Linked DNA regions of Mus musculus: regions 1 and 3 are each linked to region 2. The links are chromatin loops, found by intact Hi-C in ENCODE. Cell type or tissue: heart. All regions are shown on one strand. Region 1 overlaps Mecom (MDS1 and EVI1 complex locus). Region 2 holds the start of Mecom (MDS1 and EVI1 complex locus). Region 3 overlaps Mecom (MDS1 and EVI1 complex locus).

Evidence for each region. A loop is a pair of places that touch in the nucleus more often than their neighbours do. Peaks named below come from ENCODE experiments on the same cell type or tissue, not always from the same donor. Only the 100,000 strongest peaks of a DNase experiment are listed, where the experiment ranks them.
Region 1: a loop joins it to region 2, with 5 times the contacts of the local background. A loop is called at or near these places in 5 of 42 quality-filtered maps.
Region 3: a loop joins it to region 2, with 5 times the contacts of the local background. A loop is called at or near these places in 6 of 42 quality-filtered maps.

The regions. Positions count from the first base shown.
Region 1 is chr3:30,241,598-30,249,597 of GRCm38, forward strand. All of the region lies in intron 1 of Mecom (MDS1 and EVI1 complex locus), which reads right to left. Among named protein-coding and RNA genes, the nearest start is that of Mecomos, 230 kb to the left of the region's middle. In heart, a CTCF peak has its summit at 5,175 (motif pointing left); DNase peaks (open chromatin) are centred at 3,164, 4,504 and 4,924; H3K27ac peaks cover 2,706 bases.
Region 2 is chr3:30,504,462-30,512,461 of GRCm38, forward strand. It overlaps Mecom (MDS1 and EVI1 complex locus), which reads right to left and starts at 5,298. Exons shown (of 16, transcript NM_001370769.2): 1 at 4,969-5,298. The coding sequence starts at 5,005. In heart, CTCF peaks have their summits at 4,067 (motif pointing left) and 4,339; DNase peaks (open chromatin) are centred at 2,900, 4,000, 4,720 and 5,310; H3K4me3 peaks cover 4,825 bases; H3K27ac peaks cover 5,329 bases; H3K27me3 peaks cover 2,710 bases.
Region 3 is chr3:30,454,741-30,462,740 of GRCm38, forward strand. All of the region lies in intron 1 of Mecom (MDS1 and EVI1 complex locus), which reads right to left. Among named protein-coding and RNA genes, the nearest start is that of Mecom, 51 kb to the right of the region's middle. In heart, a CTCF peak has its summit at 7,282 (motif pointing right); DNase peaks (open chromatin) are centred at 3,481, 3,571 and 6,311.

The sequences.
Region 1 (8,000 bases), 260 kb before region 2:
AGTTAAACCAGTCACAGTATCGGGTCCAACAAAGGGATCTCAAATCCTAGAAAAAGATTGAGACAATTAACAAATGAGCCCTCCCACTGTCACATTGAACCCTATGGGCTCCCTGTCATCACGAACTCTCTCAGTTCAGAGTCTAAATGAGTGTCCAGAGAATCTAGCTCCAGCAAGATATGTGTGCCCTGCCTGCTGGGGAGAATTTGAATTTAAAGCATATATATATATATATATATATATATATATATATAGAGAGAGAGAGAGAGAGAGAGAGAGAGTCACTATATATACACATATATACACATACATACATATGCCAAAATATAATCCTGCTAAAACTGAAAAAAATAATATTCTAATTAACCCTGAAGAATAACTTAAGCACTCAAGCAAGTATAGGCAAAAGATCCAGTTCTACTCATCCACCTGCAGGCGTCAACACAGATGAAAGCCCAGGCCGTTTGTCTCTGAGCCACCATCCAGCTAGTATCAATCTGAATTAAATATGAACAGAGCTGGGATGACAGGAATGTAAATAGAAAACTGCTGACTTTTACCAAGCAAACCATACAGTCATATTTCAACAGAATCTAGCATTTATAAACTTTTCAGCATGGATAAGGTTTATCACACCATATTGAGTATTTGCATAAGTGGGAATAAACTGACACCTCTGTGGAGATTACTCAATAACTCCCCAAAAAGCTGCTAAGACATCATTCCATCTAAATGAAAAACAACCTCCATTATTCCATCTCCATTAAAGCTCTGTTATTGGGGGGAAATTGGTAGATCTCTTCCCCCGAGCTGTAGCTGTAGTCAATTAAAGACTTCCTACATATTGCTCTCACCGATTGAGCACATTTACAATAGGAAAGTATCAGGTAGGGCGTGTGGCATACATCAGTGGGCCCATAAAGATAAATAACCCTTGTAACTTCTTGGAGCTGCGCTGCCTCCAACTGTAATTTGCTTCATGTATCCTTTGGTTGTGTCATTAACTCGATGAGGACAGGGAGAAGAGCTTATTGTTTGAGGCAAATGGCTTGGGAAATTCTACTGAAAAATCAACCCCTCCAATTCAAACCGTAAGCGTTCTAATGTCCCTAGAGACCAAGCAACAGCCCACACTTCAATTAGATTCTACTTATTTCTGTAGCTGTCTCAGTAACTACCCAGGTTTGCAGTTTGTAAGAGTTTTGTTTAGAAGATACCAGAATCTAAGGGGGGGGGGGATTGAAAGCTTATTACCAATAATAACAGTGCCCATTGCTGCATAAATACACTCATTGCAATCCAGTGGGGGGAAAGTGATGTGAAAAATAATTTTTCATTCTTCCAATGTAGAATCTGGCAGTAAAAGACACAGAACAGAATCTCTACAGTCAGCAACTGTTCGAACCCAATCTTCGCTTTCTCACTTAGGCCTTTTACTTTCTTTAAAGATTTTATTAGGAGTCTGGGTCGTCAAAAGTCTGTCTCCTGTGTAAACATTCTGTTGTTCAGCCTTTTCATTTGATAGTGTTTTGTAAATACTTTTCTCTTTTTTCCTATTTGCTAAACTTATGTGCAATTGCTACACATTCTACCATTATAGGGATCCAAAGGAAGTGTGTCTATAGTACTCGGGTTTTTTGTTTTTTTCTTTTTAATCCCAAAACTGTCAGTAAAACAAATACCCTCTATATAGATATTTACATTTATCCATTTCAATTTTTCTTAGATGGGATCCCTATTAAAACCTAGTGAGTATTGGCATTTCTTTTCCAAATATATTTATCAATTTATACTATTACCAGTCATACTTACAGGTTCCAATGTGTGCTGTTTTTCATTTTTATCAGTAGGAAAACTATTTATCAGTTGTTTCCTTAATCTATACCTTAGTGATTACTAATACTAAATATTTTATCAGTGACTCATATTTCTTCCATTACATATTAGGCATAGCTTTCTCTCATTTTTTTAAAATGGGCCTCAACTCTTGTCTGATTAATGGCAAATTAGCCCAAGGATAAAAATCTTACTCATTTTCTCTATAGTTTTCTATTTGATACAGTCATAGAACTTTCTATCATTAGTGGAACTAAGTTCACTAAGTTGTCTTTGTGGGTTTTTTGCATTTTCTTAGAAAGTCCTCACCTATTCTGACCAGGGTGAGGTACTCTCCCTTATTTCCATTGAGTTTCATGGTTGCTTTTCTTCCGGCCTTGGATTAGCAGTGATTTACTACTCAGTGAAAAGCAGAGGAAAAATGATTTCATTTATTTGAGCTCCTGTGAACGGCGGGCTAGGAAAAAAAAAATGCCATTTCACTCATAATTCTTTGGCCCTTATTTGCAAGGCTGGCCTGAGTTGCTTTCTCTTTTTGTGGGATTTATATAACTCACCAGTTGTTTCTTTTGGCTCCTCTGCTTAGTTTAACTGAAAATCTTCTGGGCAGATGCCATTCAAGCTCCTGAGCTTCACCCATTAATAGCATTCAATGGCCATCAAAATGCTTATCACTCCATGTTGTCCTTCCTGTCGGTATCGGAAATGTTTTCCTCTCTGCTCCCCGAGTCAGTCCATTGATAGAAAGTGTTCAGAGACTAAGGCAGTATTAATGCTAACGTTTAAAGCACAAAGCTCGACTTTAGCTAAAACCATGAAACCATGTTAACTTGGCTGTACAAACTTGCGCACAATATGCACATCCATGTGCATTTGCTAGCAATAAGTGGTGTGTGTGTGTGTGTGTGTGTGTGTGTGTGTGTGTGTGGTACTTAGCAGCTCCCTAATCTTAAAAATAGGCTGAGACAGAAACATGATTTGGGATCTCAGGCAGACTGGTTGAGATCATAGCTGTGTAAAACAGCTGCCAAGAGGAGCCCGACTAGGGAATTGAACAGATTAGGTAACTCAGAAATTTAGACATTTCCCCCCATTATGTTTCTTGTTGCAGTTTTGTAATAAAAACACGAGCAAACTTCAAAGGAAGCTCTGTAGTAAAGGTTAATTGCCACTAAAGAAGAGGGTGGGCCCAAGCACCAGTACTTTGTGCCCAACTCCCAGGCAGACAGGAAGGATTACACGTGGCTGAACGCAGACGATGTGTGCCCAGCATCAGGAGAGGGAGGCTTAGCCAAACCTCAGGCCCCACCAGGGACCTCCAGGGAGTATGTGAGCATAGAGCCATGAGTCTGTGAGTCCATGCACGCTTACCAGTGGTCGGGGAAGGGAGGGGGAAGACTGCAGTTTCCTTTCCAAATTAAAACAGGACATGCTCTCCGTCCCTCCTCAGGACAATTCCTGAGTGGTGACAGAGGCGTGCTGATGAGAAAGCAAAGGACCTCAGGGGCCAGCTCTTCTCCACCAGCAGCAGAGCCCTCCACTGAACATGTGAGGAAAGGGAGGAGCCCAGGTAATACCAGATGCACAAACCGAGCAATGAACTGGCCATTGAAGCACTCTGTGAAAATGTCCCCAGGAAAATGAAATTTCACACTCCCAATGAAAGGAGGAAAGGAAACTACTAAGATGAGGAAAATAGATGCTCATGGAGCTGACAAATAGGCTGTAAAGGATTCTATGGAAATCCAGCAGCATAGATTTGGAAGCAGAGGTCTGTCCTATAGAGGTCATTGTCTTAGAGAGGTCACCCATGGGCAGTCTTCAAAGCACCATGATCCCAGAAAAGGGTGAAAGGCAAACACTCGTCATGTTTCAACTCTGGTCCATGTGTGTGACATCTGAGTCTCTATGGCATATTTGTGCCCTAGCCTGCTGACATGGCTTGGCATGTGGAATTTTCCTAATGGTCTTTCAAGCTCCTTTGACTCTCAGTGTTTCAGTTAGCTTCCTTGTTCTGACCTAATCCATTTCTTCCCTCTGGGCCTTGCTACCTGACAGTATTCAAAGCACTTCATTAGTCTGCTGTCAGAAAGATCCAGAATGAGAGAGGGTTGGGAGAGGTAGCAACAGACAGGGCCAAGAGTACAATAGGAATTGAAAACAAATAGCAAATATATACATAAATATATTTCTCATATTATGGTATAGGCCTTGCTAAGCTTCTCTTAAATGGCGATGGAAAGAAATTGCTAGAGCCTTTTGGCATCTATTTACAGAATCCAAGAAAACAAAATAGAGACACTAACGTTCTGTGGGTAAGGCCTAGAGGGAAAGCATGACCTGGTTAATGTTTGGTATATTTTGTTGTTGGTGAGCCTAGTCACCAGTCTATACTGGAAGGCCTGGTAGGACCAGACTCCTTACATGCCCGTCTGTATTCCTTTCACAATGCAACATTTGCCTGAACTCTCTTTTAGCACTACAAAATTTTAAGAGATTTTTGGCAACCTCTGACCTACTGGCTTTTTTTCATAAGCCTTTTATATCCCCAAAGTGGCTTTGCTTCCAATCCATTTAAAGTAGAATAGAAATGCCGGTATTTACATCACAGCTTACTGGCAGGTCGCTTCTCAGGCATCTGCAGTGAGCAGAGTACGGCCTTTCAGCGTTCAGGCCCTATCTACAGCAATTATTTGCCAGCATATCTAAAAGAAGGCAGGCATTTCCTGCTGCACACAAATGGGACACTCTTATCTAAATCACTGTTTAAACAGGTATTTAAGAAAACACTATCACAGGCAGGAATTTACTGATGACGGAACACACTGGTTTAGGGCTGGACTGGATGGTTAAGGACTAGCCATTGTCAAGAAAGGAAGTATATCAGCATGAGGAAGGTATAGAGAATATTTCACAACTCCCCAGGGGTCAAGATGGAGGATCATAAACTTGGGAAAGTGGCCATGAAAAAGGCAGTTGCCTTGAGGTTTCCACCCGGTAACTCCTCTGAACCCTGGAGCCACCTGAGAGGAAGAGCTAGCGAGTTGGGCCAGTTTGTGTCTGGGACCATTCCACTGAAGCCATAGCAGATCCCCATAATGAAAGCTGGAGAACTGCCAAACTGGGCATGCCAAAAGCTTAGAAAATGTATTTCCTGGAAAGACACTTTGAGAATCGATTGGCTCTCCCACAATCCGTAACCTAGGCGAGAGCGTGCTCTGGCTCCCCAGCCCTGCTCTAGCCAGTGCAACTGGAATTTATTCCCAGTGGAGGCTTATAAAGCTGGGCTGTTATTCTCACATTAAGTACACTGCCCTCTGGTGAGGGCTGTGGTTTCTGTGTGGGCAGAATGTGTGGTTTACTATAGCTAATTTGTTTATGTTGTTGACGGTGGTTTCAGAGGAAAGCATGTTAAGAAGTGATCTGATTGGCTTCTTTACCAAGACCGTTTAAAGGTGGCTGAGACATGCTGGAGCATTAATGCGCTGTCACTAATGGGGAACGACTGGTCTCTTTGACCACGGATGTGCTTCACTGGGTTCTGCGTGGGACCTGAGAGCCGCAGTCTCTTTATGAGGGTTATCTAAGTGTGGCTTGGTGGCTCTTGCCAGAAGTACTACCGCCTTGTCTCAGAAGGGGAGCTAAACACTGAAGGAAAAAGTCCAGCCATGACTTCCCTCGCAAGGACACTGAAGAATAGTATATACTGAGAGAAGAGAATCAGACTGTTCCCAGAAGAGGAAAGGCAAAACCTTCCTGGAAGATGGCGATCGGGAGGAAGTAAAGGACCCTGAGAGCCTCACTTCGTGCTTAAGCCAGACTGCGCTGTCTGAGACATGAGTAAGGAGCTTGCGTGAGCTCAGGTCCATTCCACAGAAGAGCTCATGGAGACCTTCCCTACAGCTACAACACAGAAGAACTTTCTTCCAGCCAGGAGTCCTGCATAAGGAAAAGAAAATACTTATGCATGGCTGGCAGAAGAGGGGGTTGTGGCTTGCTGAGAAAGAGGAATGCAAGCGGGCAATTAAACATCCACAGCGCCACACTCGGCTGGAAAGGAAGCAGAGAGTACCCCAAAGAACAAAATTTCCTTAGACTCTCAAACTCAGGGAAGTCTTTTTCTGTTCTGTTTTTGGTCTTGTTTTGTTTTTTTTTTTTTTTTTTTAAATGAGAAGTTGATCCTTGTTATCACAGGTTTGTTAATAAAAGGACAACAGTGATTTGTGTCCTGAGGTAACATGATGAGGAAGGTCCCTCCAGTAAGATCAAACTCTGCTCCATTGTAAATACCATATCTCTGCTGTTAAAAACAAGTCTAGATGTTGCCAACGAGCACAATCTGCCGGCCCATTCTACCCTCTAAAGGGCTGCGGATTGAGTTTTCCGACACCCACCCCATCATGTGAAATGTGAAATCGTTCAAAATTGTGGGGATGGAATGTGACTGAAAACATAAAGGAAAACTTTGGGGTTTTTTTTTGTTTGTTTAATTTCAGAAAACATTATTCATTTTTTAAAACTTTTCAGAAAAATATGAACAGATGTGTGTGTGTATATGTATAGGCATATATGTGTGTGTGTGTGTATGTGTGTGTGTGTGTATGTGTGTGTGTGTGTATGCCAGCCACACTTATGATTGAAGAAGGGGTAATTTCAACATGGTTAAGTGGTAACACAAGCTAGGTATTTAAGGGAATGATATAATATGACAACTTCATAGACTACCAAACCCTGCCTGGTGTCTGGGAATTGTCACTATCAACATGTGTAATAACTAGTAGCATTAGGTGGTCTGTACAGTATCCTTCCTGCCTCGTTGAGTCACACAGTGTAAGACAGTTGATGGGCACCAGGCAGTGCCTCCTAAAGACAACTGACTTCTTATGAAAGGCATCCAGGGCATCTTCTGCATAAATTACTATAGTTTACACCAAGAGAAGATTATGAATGTTTGCGAGGCTAAATTTATTTACAAACTAGGTCTAACTTATTTATATGGCTGGCCCAATAGGCTTTTGTTGAAATATTTATGCTATCTGTTCTTCTGCCCCACTAAACTCTATCACAATCATAAACACTGTTGAAAAATGATTCGCAGTTAGCAGGATTTAAACTGCCCGTTATATCCCAAGCTAGTGCCAGTAAACTTTTGCACTGGTTGATAAGGTTTCCTCCATGGAATAAATATACATTTGACTTTCAAAATCTTTGGTGAGCTCGATGCTATGAAAAGTAAAGGTTTAAACAGATGTTCTGGGCACCACCTATACTGCATGAATGCTTCCACTGCATGTTCCCATTGACACTCTGGGGAAAGATCGCAAAGGGGTCCAGGTTTAAATCCCTTCCTAGCATTCAAAGTGGGATCAGATGAACAACTGTGGAGGTTGTAGCCCTCTCCAACGATGCTGCCACTTGGGCTGATTTGTGTGCCCATTTGAAGCTACTTTTCCAGTAACATGTTGTAACTAGTGTGTCACAGAGCTGATAGAGACAGACCAGAAACCAAAGACAATAAAGCTTCCTCCATCTGGTAGTTTAGCATTGATCAGCAAAGTCAGGAGGTGGTAGGAGGTATCTGGCCATGCAGCAGAAGATGACTAAGTTGAGGTTCAGAATCATGAAAAGTAGAACAAGAACTGTATTTACGCTCCTGTGTAGCCAGGCATCTCCAGCCTTAGACTGACGAGAACCATATGCCATTGGCCTTTTGTATCTACAAACTCTTCACATCCAGAGATCCAACCAGTAACAGATGGAAGATATTCACACATATGGCAATGCCTCTACTGAACTCACACACTTTCTCTTCCTGTCACTGTTCCTAAGCAATTCAGTGTGACAACAAGTATCTAAATGGCTTTGGCACTGCAGTAGCCATTGGAAGTAACATAGCAACAACTTAAAGTTTACAGGAGCATTTGTGTAGGTTAGAGGCAAGAAATGTTATTTCATTAGAGGGAAATATCAAGGGACTTTGTCTTCAAAAGTCTTCTCCGATTCCCCCAACGCCTCAGGTTCCAAGGAACAGCAGTCTACACCAGTTTATTGCTTTGGGGTTTGTTTAAGGATAGGCCTCTTATTTTTAATTATTGGTAGAAACAACTTTGTATCATGTGCATCTCAGAATAACATGAAGAGGAACATAGGAATTATTTACCTTG
Region 2 (8,000 bases):
GAGAACTACTGGGTCATATCAGAAGGAAAAGCAGACCTGGGGCTGTTACAGAAATGCCTGGACAGCAGCTTCCAGTCCTGAATGAGTTAAACATCACCCCAGAAAATGGTGCAAGCATGGCCTCTTTGCAATGTTTTCTGCTTCCTCCAGACCCAGGTGCCCACCTCAGAGCCCTTCCCTCAGCCACAGGGAATGCCCTGCAGAGGGAGTGAATAAAGGAGGAGATGCACAAGAATGTTCTAGAACCGGGGACCGGACTGTGAGAGATTTACCCACGGTTTTCACGTGTCTACACTGTTATTGTAAACAAGGCAAGTGGTACACCAGACGCTGAGCACCCTGGAGTTGAAGAGGGGACGCATTGTTTAATCAAATCCTTGAGCTCAAAAGTATGCTCTGAAGGACCGAAGGAATGGACTCATTCCTGAGACTTTCCCTGCCCAGCTCAGAGGCCCCATGAGGGCCAAGTTTCTCTACACCCAGCAGTTTGGAAATGAAGAGTACAGGGTGACACCAGCTATAAAGAATTGAGCTCTGTCTAGCTCCTGGTACCTTAGAAACCGGAAATGAGCTGGTGACCAGACAAGCCAAGTCTCCCCACCTTGAGGTACTTTGGGGGATGCCACAAGAAAGGAGTCCAAGGTGGAAGCTCAGGGAGCTGCTAACTATGCCCTCTTGCTCCTCTGGCCCTCATCAGACCCAGCCAGAAGTCCTCAGCTGTGGCCTTCGTGCTCTGGTCTGTGCTGTAGCTTCTGTTAACCTGCCCCATACTTCCAAAAACAAAACAAAATAAACTCCCAAACGACCGCAAGTTTAAAAAGAAACTACTTACAACACACACACACAGGGAGGGAGAGAGAGAGAGAGAGAGAGAGAGAGAGAGAGAGAGAGAGAGAGAGAGAGAGAGAGAGAGAATGAGAGAATGAATATTCTGGAAAGACTGAATTTATATTTGACAGTCATTGAGTGTCCGTACACAGGAGTAGGCCCTGGGATGCAGGAAGAGATTTGGCTAGGAAGGTGTGAGTTGGGGCTATCCTCAAAAATTACAAGCTCACTCAGAAGACACAGAACAGAGGCACACAATCACCAAACCCTGAGACTCACAGTCCCAGCACATAAGGCTCTGCAGCTAATGAACCATCCACTCCCACGGTGTTGGGATGAGGGGAGAATGAAAAGCATAATTAACCTTTCCCTAAACACAGATCCAAAACGGGGTGCAAACCGCAGTGAAATGGTGCCTCAAAGTGCCAAATGAAATAAAGAAGCCCTAAGCCAGCCAGGGTAATGCTCAAATAATGGCGAACGACGCGCCTTTCTAGAAGAAGCCCCAGCCTCCTCCGTTGGGAGAACAATTTTTTCCTCGTGCAGAGTAGTCTGGAATAAACACATAAGCATATGCTTGAAAGCAAGTCTCTATTTCTCTATTTCGATGCAGCTTCTTAAGGGTGAATGAGCATGCAAGAAGTTCTGCCTAACCAGGGCTGTGAATTAACCTTAGAATCCTAAGGGTTGGCCTGCTAGAGCGAATTTAAACACGGGAGGCAGAGCGGGCTTGTACCTTTCCTACTTCGGGGCCTGTTCCCAAACAAAGATCAAGTACAGAAGTAACAAGTGCCTCCCTGTCACCGCCAGGGTTTTAATAATCTCATTGCCTTCTTAAGCGACTTCCGGGGAGACGTGCAATAAGGGGTTTACTGAATGTAATATGTTCATTGCTTTGATTGAAACCCCCGTAGGCTGGTACTTTGGCAAAGTGGGGTGGGTGTTCCTTCAGTATTTTAGGCTCTAGACCTGCAGGGCAGACCCCACCTCACTTCCTTCCCCCACCCCCACCCTGAGGAGAGTGGCAACAGGAATTTCTGGCAAGGCCCAGGTGCTTCTCCAGCTGCCCCACACACCCCAAATAAAACGGCTGAGAAGCCTCCTGGATGCCAGAATGGGCTTGCCTTATTTAGTTTTCTTTTCTCGAAGATGGAAATATAAGTCAAAGGTTTTAGGCAGTACAAATGTCAGTTCTCTTGCTTTTCCCTTTTAAGAAAACTTTTTACATTAAACCTTTCTACCTTCCCGTACGGTTTACAACGAAATTATTAGTTTCAAGTATTGTGTAAAAATTAGGTCCTATAAATTAGACCGAAGATAGAGCACACAATCTGTTCCTGTAACATCAGGGAGTATTTTCAAGGTATGTGGTCTCTGGTCTCTAACCATGGGCTTTAGCCAAAACCAAACTAAACTGACATCCACCAAAGACGTACACAAAAGAAACGGAATAATCAAGTATGGGAGAAAGAACTATTTGTGTGTGGTTTGTTTCTCTTGTAATGCTTACGTTTGCCACGATTACAGTAAATTGGTTTTGTCTTGTTTTGTTTCAGATATGCTGGTTACATTACCTCTTCCTAACTCAGGAAGGGGGGAAAAAGAAACAGTGACTGCAAACAGCTAAGTTTCCGTTGGATGATTGCACCGCAGGGGTCACCAGCCACCTCTGCCACGCGCAGTTCGGCAAAAGGAAATAGCGCTTTAAAATACAAAAATCCGTAGTTCTGATATGATTTCCTTTATTGCTCAGACGGTAGCTGGAAAACTGCACTACGCGGCGCCCGTGTCTCTGGAAGGCAGCCGCAGAAGCAGTAAAAGCCCCGCTAGTGGGAACCTGGGGCTCAGCAGGAAAAGTTCCTAAGGCTGGGGTCCTGCTCTCTAGAGAGCACATGGGCATCCTTACCCCACACGAGACAAAAATCAATGTGTCTCACATGCGGTGACTGACAAGTCTCATCAGATCAGAAAGGAGGCTCAGCTTCTGGACTCAGTAGTGGGCTACAGGGTGTACAGCTTGCTTAGCAATTAAAATAGCTAAGGCGCGCGGGGGCGGGGGCGAGCCTTAAGAAAATTCGAAAGGTTTTGCGTTCAGCTTTCGCTTCGTCGGATGCTGGGCAACCAAGCAGGGTGAAAGCCTTAGGCTTTCATTTCACAACTTACTGCTCGGTTGAAACGATCTCCCCGCCTCCTCTCAAATACACACACACACACACACACACACACACACACACACACCCCTAACCTTTGAAGTCTCAAAGCCATCAAGCATGTGTACATTTATTCCCTCTCAGAAGAAAATAAAGACTCAGTGAAAAGCCAACAGGAAAAACAGTTTCGCTGGCGCACTTTACACTGTTGCAACGAAGTGAAATGAGCCGTAGGAGCAGAGAAAGAAGCCGGCTGACTGACCGAGGAGGCCGACTGACGGCCCAGTATTTAGGTTGATCTCTGCGACCCGAGTTCCAAGAGAAAAGATGCCGCTAGAGCGTATGTGAGTGCAGGACACGAGTGCGGAGTGGCTGGAGCACTGGAAAGACGCCCGGGAGGACAGCGTCTCGCCGGGCGTTACGTTGCATTCCCCACACCGGGAATGCCGGGGGGCTACGACTGTAGCCGGCGCCGCTGTGCCAGGACGCGCCCGGTGGTGCTGCATGGAGCGCCTCCAGCCCTAAATTCCAATGTGCAAGGGATGGGGGGGTACGCTTGGGGACTTCACTGGGGCAAACATACTATCCACATCCTATCTTTAGTCTCTCTGGTCCGAAACAAAACAATTAAGAGAGTTCGAGATTCCTCAAGTCCAAGTGTGAGAGGCATGGGCGGCCTGGCCGGTCCTTTCCCGAAGCAGCTCTGATGTCCGAGGGAGTAAGAAGGCGGCAGGCTGCTCGTTGGGCCCCCTTCAACGCTGGGCAGAAGCATTTGAACAAACCCACCTCAGACTCCTACTAGTCCCTGCTAAGCAACCCTTCCCACCCTACCCTGTCCTGGAGTGTCACCCAAGCCTTCCCTGAAAGCGTGGGGGATGGTAGTCTAGTCCCCCATAGCCCCAAACCCCACTACCCTAGTCCCGCGTGACCGAGGCTGCTCCGCTCCGGGCAGACAGAGGGCGCCGGGGAGGACGAGTGACCCGGGACCCCGGCTGCACCCAGAAAGAGAACGGCAGGCTGAGCTGCTCCCCCTTGGTGGCCCCGAGTTCCGGCAGCCCGCCCCCTGGGGGTCACTCGGCGCCCTGCCAGCCCGGGCTTCTCGGGTCGGAGCGCGCCCTCCTGGCCTTACGGAGCAGCGTTCTCGGCTGGCCGCGCGCCCTCCACGCCCGGGCCTGAGAACGCCGGCGCGGCCTCCGCTCTCCCCACCTGCCGAGTGACTCTGCGGAGCCGAGAGCTCGGCGCTGCCGGGGTTCCCCCCACCCATCCCCAGGACCGTGTCCCCCCCGGCCCCCCTGCCTCCCCTTCCCCAGGGCTCCCGCCGCGTCGCACACGCCGCCGCGTACAAGGACCGAGCGCACAGCGCCCACTACCGCAGCCGCGGCTAGGCGCAGCGCCGATCGCCCGCGCAACTTGCAAGCGGCCGCCTCGCAACTTTTCCCAACTCCATCGCGGCCGGCTGCGGCCACAGCCACCGCGGCTCCCTCGGAGCCCGCCACCCGTCCCAAACCCCAGAAACAAACAGAGCTTCAGAAAGGCGCCCTTCCCCTGCCCGCCCCCCCCCCACCCGCTTCCCCCCTCCTCCCGCTCCGGGAACTAGCTGGTTGGCCAGAGGCGACTCTCCCCCGCCTGGGGGGGGAAGGGAGGGGAGGGGGACACACTCTCCTCTCCCCCCACCCCTTCGCGCTCACTCGCGCGCGCCCTCCTCCCTCCCTCCCAGCTTTTTGCTGCCCCCACCCCCACCCCGGAGTTGCCACAGCTGGTCCTGGTGCGGGGCTCAGGGCTACCGCGCTTCCACTGCGCCCAGAGCAGGAGCCAGGGCGCGGAGGCAGGAATCGGCAGGTTGCTCCGGCTGCCGGCTGCGCTGTGCCTGCCTTCCACCCCAGGCCCCCCGCGCCAAAGCAGCCCGCGCTCTCTCCCCGTGCGCTAGACACAGATACGCAAGATGGCAGAGAAGGGGGGGAAGCCAATAGAAAAGGGATATTGCACCTACTTGTGGCCAGTTTCCTTGCCCTGCCTTTGGATCTCATGCTGTGCCCAGTCCTGCAGCCGCTGCTGGGTGGTTAGGTTTTTTTTTTCTTGGATCTTTTCCTTCTTTTGCTCTCTCTCTCCCCCTCCCTTCTCTCTCTCTCTCTCTCTCTCTCTCTCTCTCTCTCTCTCTCTCTCTCCTCTGTCTCACACACGCACACACACGCACACACTCGGTCTTTCACTCTCTCTCCCTCCCTCTCTCTCTTTCTCTCAATCCACACTCGCTATCTCTAGCATTGTCAGTTTGGACACCTTCGCACATGCGCGTTAGACGCCCCTCCAACATCTCAGCGCCGCCAAAAAAAGTTTGGAGCGATTTATCACTTTGATTTGGAGATCTTGTCAGATGGCAATCGCCGAGGAGGCGGAGAAAGGGAGCTACGGGGAGGGCGGCAGGGGGCGGGGAGCGAGCGCGGGGAGCTGGAGGGGAGCAGACACTTCGCCCAAACGGGAAAAAAAATAAAAAGAAAGAAAGAAAAAGAAAAGAAATGAAAAGTCTTGGACAGAGAATTGATTCGTGGGGCAGAGGACTATGTCTGTGTGGGAGTCAATAAGCCTGCATTATAATTATTATTAATGTTTTCTCCACCATAAATTACATTGTCTGTAGGGGAACCGAGCGGAGGAGGGAAAAAAAACTTTAGGATAAATCTTTCCGTCTACACAAGAACTAGGCTGAGGACTGGACCGTGAACGTGTTATCAGAAGGCGAGAAGCATCTTGAACTTCAGAGCTCTGCCCTTGCTGCCGCTCTCTCCTTCTGAAGTTCCTGGGGCTTCCGCTTTGGATGAATAACCGGTTCTCGATTTTAGCTGTAATACCAACGGTAGCTGCCATCCTAGGAACATTTCAGTAGTCTGTTTCCATCAAGTAGCAACAATCGCCCTTGATGCCCAGGTCCCGCCGGGCTGAACATTTGACATCCAAGACCTCCTGCCTTGCCTAAGGTCGGCCGGCACCTTCCGGCCTCCTGCTGCTACCCAGCCCGCCTGCCATTTCCACTCACTCACTGAAACCTACAACCTCTGGGGTCACCAGAAGGAGGAAGGGGGGAAATTCCATACGCATACCTAGAAAATACAAAACGTACATTGTTGAAATGTGCCTAATTACAGAATTTACTAATGAAGTGTGCAGGCAGAAATGAAGGCGCAAGGGGTTAGGTGTGTTCAAGGTATGAATCACTCCCAACTCAGTATGGATTTTTCTTAGTACAACCTTCTTGCATTAAACAGTTGTGTTCAATACCTTCCACGTGCTATTTATGTCTCCATTAATATCTGCTGCAAATCCTGCCAGACACCATAAAAGAAAATTGCCATCTTTTCCGTGCGGTGCTGCTACCATCCTAAAACTCAAGTCGGAAGAAGCAGGAAAGTCCTGGTCTCTCCTCTGAGAGAGCAAGGACGAGCAGGGTTGTTGGGAACTCAGTTGCACCTGTTGGTATTCATTTAGTTTGAGCTCAGACTGCGGTTGTGAGAGAGCGAATATCTAGGTTCAATTCCCAGGGGCTTCGGTGGCCAAGCTTACAGGACCTACCTCATCTAAGAATACCCACCACCTTTCCCTCCCCAGAGCTGTGTAATTCCAGGAGCATTCAGACATAAGATACAGGTCCCTAGAGAACCAAGCTACAGCTCCCAAGGGAGACAGATGTGTAACCTTGAAATATGAGGGAGAGACAGGGGAAGTAAAGGAGGAAATGGCAGAGAACCGGAGTGAAAACAGCTTCCAGAGGAGAAAATGCTGGAGCCCACACACACATGAATCCCAGGGAATCCTGCCATCTCCATCTCCCCTCCCCCACAGAGGCACCTGGGATTTTACAAGACCTACTAGAGCTCTAGTGGCCTACTGCATGCAGGTGTATGTGTGTGTGTGTGTTGGTACTTTTAATATGTGCAAAGCTACTACTGCTTGTATGGATACAGGTCTACTACTCTAAAAATCTTCCCCAAAATCTACTAGCTACTCTGTTTAGGAGCGACCTCCTTCTGACCAGCAAATGTTCTCCTAGGAAAGGGGGTGTGAGGTTCTAGAGTTTTGCAGAGGTCAGATTCTTTAGGGAAAAGTTCTAGGCGAACAAACAAGGGCTTCATACAGCAGCTTCTCGTCTGTAAGAGACTTTGTGAGGAGCATTACTTGGGCCAGAACACAGGGGACAACCCAAGAGGATCCCAGCTCTCAGCACCTAGAATTGTTTGCCCCCCGCCCCCATCCCCAGAAAGTGGAATTCTCCAGGGCCTGGCACCTGGAGACAGCAGAGTATCTTAGAAAGAAAATTCAAGGTGGAAGATTTCATTTTGCTGGCCACCCTGTGGAGAATAAAAGCAAAACATAGATGTGGGAAGCAGCCACCCTCCTTTCTCACCTCCCCATCCACCCTTCTCACTTCCCCAGTTCCGTTCGCCTAGCCCCCAAGGAGTCTGCCAATACCTGAGTTGGATCTGGTGGAAGTTTTTAAGAAAGGAAGGGACCATGTTGCCAAACTCCGAGATTAAGAACAAGACCCACTTGGACTCTGGACTTATTTGCGCTTTGAAAGAATAAATCTTGTGGCTGACTGTAGGGTAGGGTGGTTTCAGTAAAGGGCGAAAGACAGAACCGAATCAACAGTCTCCAAATCACCAGATGCAAAGATCTGTCTTTTAAACTTTTACAGAAAGTTGGGATATTAGGGCAGTGGTAGGTGGCTGGGGTACCCACTCCTTCTGGCGTTTAAAGTCCCCGTCCTCATCTTTCAGTGAACTGGTCTTTTACAAAGGTCTTTCTAAAATTTCAGCAGAAGTGGTTGAATCCGGCTTCTTGTAACTGCAGTAGCAAATACAGTCTTTTGTGTCCTCAGGCCGAATCAGTATGAAAAGACGTGTCACCTTTCTTCAAAACATAAAAAAGTAAATTAACTAAATCAAAGGAGTCATAATATTTTTTTTCAACTTCGAAGCTAATTTCTTTTCTTTCTCTTTCTCTCATTCTTTTCTTTCACTGTCTCTT
Region 3 (8,000 bases), 50 kb before region 2:
AGATTTGTCTAGGTTTGTGTCAACTTGACAAAAGCCAATCGACACAGAAGGTCACTTGTGGAATGCTTATTTGGAACTCAAGTATGTATCCCCATAAAGAGCTCATGATAGGTGTGAGGTTCCCAGGTTAGCTCAGGAAGACCTCTACCCCATTATTCCTCATGTGCTATCTCCAACCAACACTCCCTTTGTAACACGGGCTAGGGGAAGGGCTGGCATTATACTCCAAATTCAACTCGAGTTAATAATCATTTCAACTTAGTCTCTGCTATATTCTTCCAGAATGTACTTGGTACTACATGTCCACAAAGGAGGACATGTCTTCACCTCCCTATTGTTCCTTGCCAGAAGAAACCACATTATTCTAGAATCTTAGAACATCGTTTCTCTACTCGTATGGTTTTCTACCTAAGCTATAATTATGGATGAACTGGGAGATACGACTCCCAACTTATATTTTTAAATTCAGCATCCTAGATCCAACCATAATTTGACAGGTCTTCACTAACTATACGTGAACTATATGCTTGAGGACATAAAGAAGTTCATGCTATTAAGAATGCCCCAAACATAGCCAGGCAGTGATGGCTCATGCCTTTAATTCCAGCATCTGTGAGGCAGAGGCAGGATCTCTGTGAGTTCGAAGCCAGCCTGGTCTACAGAGCTCCAGGACAGTCAGAGAGCTACACAGAGAAACCCTGTCTCAAAAAAAAAAAAAGTCAAATCTATTTTCCCCTCAGTGGTACTGGGAATGGTGAGATTTGATAGAGATAAGTGAAAGAAAAATATATACCAATCAGAACGAGGGTGACAGTGGAGAATATGTGTTGTCCCCTGTGTTTACCAGTTTGGGGACAGGAGCGTCCCAGACTTGACTCGGGAGAAGCATTACTCAGACCCTAGGTCCTCTGAGCTAGTGACATAAAGCAGAGGCCAAGGATCTATTTCTGTTAAAATTTCTGGATTTAGGTGATTTTAAGGCCAGGAAGCCCTGCCTAAAACATGCTAGTCTGAATACTGACACATACGTGTGCAGGAGTAGAAGACCTCTTCAGACTCCTCAGGAGATCAAGCACTGTCTTGATCCAAGCCACCATCTCATTTAAAAATAAATAAATAGATAGATAGATAGATAGATAGATAGATAGATAGATAGATAGATAGATAGATAGATAAAAGCAAGCTCTAAACTACATCAAGCTGTTCTTCTGTCTGGATGGACTTGCCTGCAGGACCCTGCCTAACTAGCCCTCTCACCACGTCCATGGAAACTTCCCATCACACGCTTCTTTCCCCTGCCCCTGCTCTTTCTACGAGTGCAGCCGAATCTGCTGGAGCAGACGCCGGGTATGTGGGCAAAACAAACAAGCCAGGCAGTTGTGAAGGGCGGAAGTGTTTCATAAGCCTCAGTTTGGGGTTGCACAGAATTGCATGCGGACAATGGCAAACAAAATTTATTAATATATCCTGTTTCCATTGCTTTCTTAAAGACCTAGCTTATAACAGCTAATAATCTCTGGTCCTCAGGCCCAGGGTGACCTCTTTCAAAGTGCTTGCTTTCCTCCATTATAATGGGACAGGATTAAAGACCTAGGAACCAAATGATTACACTAGCCACATATAAATCTTCCCCCTCTCTTTTTCTCACTCTTATCTTTACTCCTCTAATCTGATCATTTATGCCCAGAAATCAGCAAAGAACATCAATTTTGCTTGAGAGAAAGGTAAGAAAGGTAGAAAAGATAAGGACTGTGAGTCTCCTACAGTCTAGAACAGGGTTTTCAAACCACTGTGGCTTTGACATTTTGAGCCCGATAATTTCTTGTTTGTAGACAGCAGACTGTGCATTGTGGGATATGGAAGCCAGTAGTTAGCTTCCAGAGTCTCCAGACAGTACCATATGACCCCTATGAGTCCATATGAGTACCATATGAGCATCAGGGCCCCAGAACCACATCCAGCTGAGAACCACTAATCTAGAATAATTTTAAAAGCGGTGCATCTGGGGACCTGGAGACAGAGCTCAGCTAGCAGGAGGTTTGCTTAGCATCTCTAAAGCCTCGGGCTTGGTTCCCAGCACCACATAAAGCACAGTGTTCCACTCCACTAATCTCGGCACTCGAGAGGCAAAGGCAGGAAGATCAGGGGTTCAAGGTCATCCTCAACTACACAGTGAGTTCAAAACTATCCTGGGCCAAAAGAAACTGTGTCAGTCTATCTGTTTGTTTTCTTTAAAAAAAAAAAAAAGCAACTAATTTGTATTAGATAGGTTGGTCAATATTTAGTACTTAAGTAGAAGGATTATTAGTCTATAAAGTTGTTTAAACATCAAACAAAAAAAGGACATATAATTTCCAAAAAATAAAATCAGAAACATTATGACTACCGTTTTAGGTGTAACATCTGATGGACATCAGATCAAGGCTGAAATTTTGCAAAATACTAATATAATAATAATAACAATGTGGCATGGTGGCACCAAGACTCACTAAGGCACCTCAGCTTTGGCAGAGACACCCGGGGAACTGCACGCTGCCAGCACTGATGTTCCTGGTGCTCTGCTGTTGGTTTGTATTGGGTTTTTCTTTTTCTTTAACTTGGGGGTTCTTTAAGCATAGTTTTAATCTCTATGTTCCTAGCTCTTATAATCTACAAATCATCAAAATGCTGTTTTATAAGGGTATCTCATCAGCTTTGATGTCCGCAAAGCCCGGGGGCCCTTTTTCTTGCGCGCTTATTTTCTTTTGAACCAGGAAACTGTGCTTTGCCAAGAGCAAATGGAACGCAAGCCTCAAAAGATCTAAGTTCCATCTGCAGCTCAGAACCCTCGAATTCTCCGAGTTCTCCAACTTAACAAAATACAGTCTCACCATCCCTTACACCACATCTCCCAGGTTCTAGCTACAGTCATGGCCGGGAAGGTTCTATAAACCTAAGGGTTTTCCTCCAGAGAAAGGGGAGTGGACTGAAAGGCTGGCATTGGGATACAACCCTGGTCTCAGTTACACTCTTCATCTTTAAAATGCCATCCAAGGTAAGAGAAAATAGACAGGAAGGAAAGAAAGAAATCAGCTAAGCAACATGTTCTCTGACTTTCCCCAGGTTCAAATCCAACAAACAAGATATTACATCAAAGTTAAATTGTTTACACATTACATGACCTGTCCTTTTTTTTTTCTTACCACTGAGTTCCACAGTACAAAAATATTATTTCAGAGGCAAGGATGTAAACCCTATTCATAACAGGATTTCAAACACATCCTGAAATGAAGCGTCTCCTCAGATAGTGTGCCCTCGGTTACATCGAAGGCATGCTGGTTTTATTTGTCAGTGTTTGCCGAGGGGGTCACAATATCAGGAAGCAGGAGATGGCTCATCAAAGCGTCGCTGGGAGCTCTCACAACTCATCAGTTAGACAGTACCTTGTTTTTGACACTGGGGCGGAAATGCATCTGCCCCTACCCATTGTTAGAAGCTTCCTCCTGTCTTTAAGTTTTTTGGAAGGAGCACTGAGGACTCGACTTCTTTTTTCCAATAGGTAATTGTCACTAATTAATGCTTCTGCTTCATTCAACAATGTGGACCTGTGACCCAAGTAATCTGGCCTTGTATCCCTAGCCTTACAGCAAGGACATTGCAATCTCCTAACCCTGTCCCCAGGGGCCCAGGTCACAGACCAAGGCTGCCCTGCTGGGTTCCCAAGCAAGCCTCTCTGGGCTTCAAAGTCAGTGAGTTAGTTCAGTGGGACAGTGAGACATCAAGGAGGATGTGGCACCTGGCCAGTGAGCGTCTTCAGAGGGAGGGGTTTTTCCTCTGAGAAGAGCTTCTTGCAGAAACCAAGGCCTCTGATCTATCCATTCTACAGCCTCTTATGGGGTCCTGCTCATGCCAGGCCTGAGGCACTGGGAATAACTCAAAAAGAGTCTCCACTGGCAAGGAACTAGATCTAGGCTAAAGCTCAACCCCTTGTTAAAAGCTCATATATCCATTATTTCACATCTCCTTCCATAATAGTCTTCATTTACTTTCTCTTCCCTCCCTCCCAGCTTGCTTGAGTGTGCTCTCCAGTGTTCTCTCTCTCTCTCTCTCTTCCCCCTTCCCCCCTCCCCCATCCCTTCCTCCCTCCCACTCCCTCCCTCTCCCCCTCTCCATCTCCAAACACACATAACTAGACCATAGGAGTTGTGATGAGCACATGGTTCGAAATGACTCCAGGATAAAAAACAGCTTTCCTCTATTATCCCTTAACAAAATTCCAGATTATCGAGGACAACAGTCCAAAATTCCTTCCTTACTGTTTGATTCTCCTCTGCTCATAAGCCTTTTTCTAAAATCTGGGCTAGGAACAAACCTACATAAACAAAATCTAGATTAATTTCAAATCAATAAAGATGACAAAAAATGAGGTCCAACACGCAAACTTAAGAATGAATACAGTGAATTTTAAAGAAGATACATAAAAGGCCTGGTGCAAAATAGCCCTCCCACGATAAATGCTGGGTGTCTTTGGATAACCCGCTGCCCATTTTCTTTTTCAAATGGTCACAGAAGTTTGAGTTCCACAGATTAGGAAGATATGCCTGCTTATCAATCTGTGATATCTGCTTATCAATCAGTACAAGCATGCGTTTGATAAACAGACCCAAGTCATGGAAAAGATAGCGTCAATAAGCAGGAAGCTTTGTTGTATACTTTTAAATAAATCTGCACTGCTGTATGCACCTACTGTAGAGAGTACATTACACAGGCAGACCAGAGCGAAGGGTACAAGCTCACGTCTTTGCCCACCACGCTAAGGGTGTTACACCCCCGCCTGCACCAGAACCCTCTTACTTGTGAATGAGGGGCTTAGTAACCATAGACTACGGAGCTTACATCTCCAGAGCTATTCAAAAGCTTCTGGCCCAGGTTCTTGGGGGAAGCCCACTAAGAACCTTCCTAGCAGGTGCAAAGTCCTGGGTTCAATCCTCAGGCACGGCAAATAATCAGAGAAAAGAAAATGGCTCATGGTAAGCAGTTGTGTAAATTACTGCTTCTATACTTATAAAACACGCAGGCTCAAAAAACATAGGCATCCCTGTTCATAAGGGAGCAGGAGTCTAGAGACACCTTGGGGATAGCTGAAAGCCTGCTCGCCTTCCTCAGCTTACCAAGGGGTAATAATGTGCAAGGCTCCTCCAGCTGGCTACAGACTCACACAAGAACCCATTCCCCTTCATCACGTCAGCTCCAATGGAGCCTGAAACAATGCCCTAAATATACCAGGTTTGTAGAAAATATGTGTTGAACAAATAAATATGTAAATTCAAGTCTTCTGTTTGAAAATCTGAGTTTACCATTATTGATATTACTTATATCTTAATGATAAAACTTTTTTACCCCAATTTTGGAGTGGTGGGGAGGAGTTGCGGGTAGATAGCATCTCACAGGTTGGCCTGGAGTGTACTGTAGGGCTTTGGTTGACTTTAAGAGCCTCCTCCCTGTGTCTGCTTTCTTAATTTGATGAAAAATCTATAATGGTCAGGCAGTGGTGGCTCACACCTTTAATTCTAGCTCTTGGGAGGCAGAGGCAGATGGATTTCTGAGTTCGAGGCCAACCTGGTCTACAGAGTGAGTTCCAGGACAGCCAGGGCTACACAGAGAAACCCTGTCTCAAAAAACCAAAATGAAGAAGAAAAGAAGGAGGAGGAGGAGGAGGAGGAGGAGGAGGAGGAGGAGGAGGAGGAGGAGAGAGAGAGAGAGAGAGAGAGAGAGAGAGAGAGAGAGAGAGAGAGAGAGAAGGAAAGATCTATAATGAACTCAGTAAGTCTTGCTCAGCTCTTCTATGTGTTAAAAATAAGTAAACATCTATGAAAACACATCCACACACATACCTGCCCAGTGTCCATGGAGATAGACTACTGTTTTAATAATCTAGCACTTTCTGAAAACCCCACCAGCTCCAGAGAACTTCACTTGGTAGTTGAGAGATATTCCACTGGCCTCTTAAATATGTTGCTGGATTTGGTTTTGGTTCGTTTTTTGTTATGCAGTTGTAACTCAAACAACAAATCTTCTAAAGTTGATTACAGCCAACTCTTTAAGAGTGCTGAGTTAATATTCGCTCTTTCAAGTAAATATGAGCATTTCTTGGATCAGATAATGTCGACTTTAATTTTATTTTTCTCGCATAAATGTTAATCAAGGACTAAACAGATAATTTCCTTCTGTCACACAACAGCTCCACTGTAGTGGAACAAAGTGTTATCTTAAGTTTCACAGAGCAATTGTTCAATGATTCCTGTCAGTGGCTCCTTTCCAAGTTTTTGTCAAATGGCTGTGGCTGCCAACCCTTGAAGCCAGAGGGAGAGGGAGAAGAGGAGGGGAGGGTCTCTCTTAGGCAAGAGTGGAGCACAATGGCATGCTGAGAAGAGGCGGCTTTTTGCTGCATCTCTCTCTCTCTCTCTCTCTCTCTCTCTCTCTCTCTCTCTCTCTGACTGTATTACTTAGCTCTTGCCAAAAATAAAATTAAAATAAAATATTTAGAGGAGTTAGATTAGCTAATGTTTCAGAAAGAGAGGAACTGCTCTGTACAACCAAGCAACTACTTAGACAGATGAAGTCGATTCGTTAAGCTCAGGGACACAGATTCTTGTATCCATTTGAGACACCGAATCTACTACCATGTGCGTGCGTGAGTGTGTGTGTGTGTGTGTGTGTGTGTGTGTGTGTGTGTGTTCCTTTGGTGGTACTAGGGGTGGAACCCAGGACTTCATACGTGCTAAAGAGTTCCATAACTAAACTAAATTACCAACGCCAAGCTTACTACTACTTAACAATGATTATAAGGGCTAAGTGTGATGACACATGCTTTCAGCCCCAGCAAAGGAGGCAGAGGCAGGGGAATCTCTATGAGTTTGAGGCCAGTCTGGTTTACAGGGTGAGTTCCAGGACAGCCAGGGTTAGAGAAACCTTGTCTCAAAAACAAAAACAAAAACAAAAACAAAAAAAGATTATAAAGCAACTTGAAGTTAGTAATACATCTGCTGATACCGTAGACTGTCTAGATGCCAGGAACACCATAGAAAGTTGTGTTATTTATGTTTTTATTTTATTTTGTACCCAAATATTAATACATAACTGAAGCCCAATATAATGTTTGAGGATGTGGCATTTACCTTTCAGGATTAGTGTTCCCCTCTCATAAGAAAGTCTAGACTTTAAAGATTTACCTACTTTTATTCTATGAGTGTATTTTGCCTTTGTGTATGAATGTACGTGGTACCTGCGGAGACCAGAAGAGGGCATTGGATCCCCCTGGAGCTGGAGTTACAAAGGGCTCTGACACTTATGTGTGTTGATGCTAGGAGCCAAACCTAGGTCCTCTGCAAGACCAGCAAGTAATCTTTACTGCTGATCCATCTCTCCAACCCCAAGTCTAGATTTTAAACTAAAAGACAAGGACAGAGGCTCCCAGGTTCTCCCTTCTTGGTACCTGACTTGCACATGTAGTGCCCTGGGTGTTCAGATCTCAGAACTAAACACATCCTCCCACAAAGACAAATCAAAAAGAGCACTACGGACTGTAAGATGTACAGTTTTCATTTTTCTGTATGTGTCCATTATAACAGCCTTATTACTCACTTGCATAATGAGTAACTGTGTGTTTGTGTGAATGTTCATGAGTACACATAGAAGCTAACTCTGGCATCTTGACTCTAATTCAAACCACTTGTGTGCACATCCTTTTAGTAATGCAGGTGCTGGTCCTGTGGGTCTGAGGTGGGCCTGGGAGGCTCCACCACTAACAGATTCTCTAGTGGCGCCCACATTGCGGATTTGTAAAAGAATACTTTAGTAAGAAAGTATATTGTGTAGTGTCCATCAGATTGAAAACTTTCTGGGTACCAAATTCTCCTACTATATCAGAAGTGATAAAACATGGGTAATTTCAATTATGTGTTTGTTTGTATATGTGTGTGTGTATCAGTGTGTGAATCTATATATATATATGAATGCAA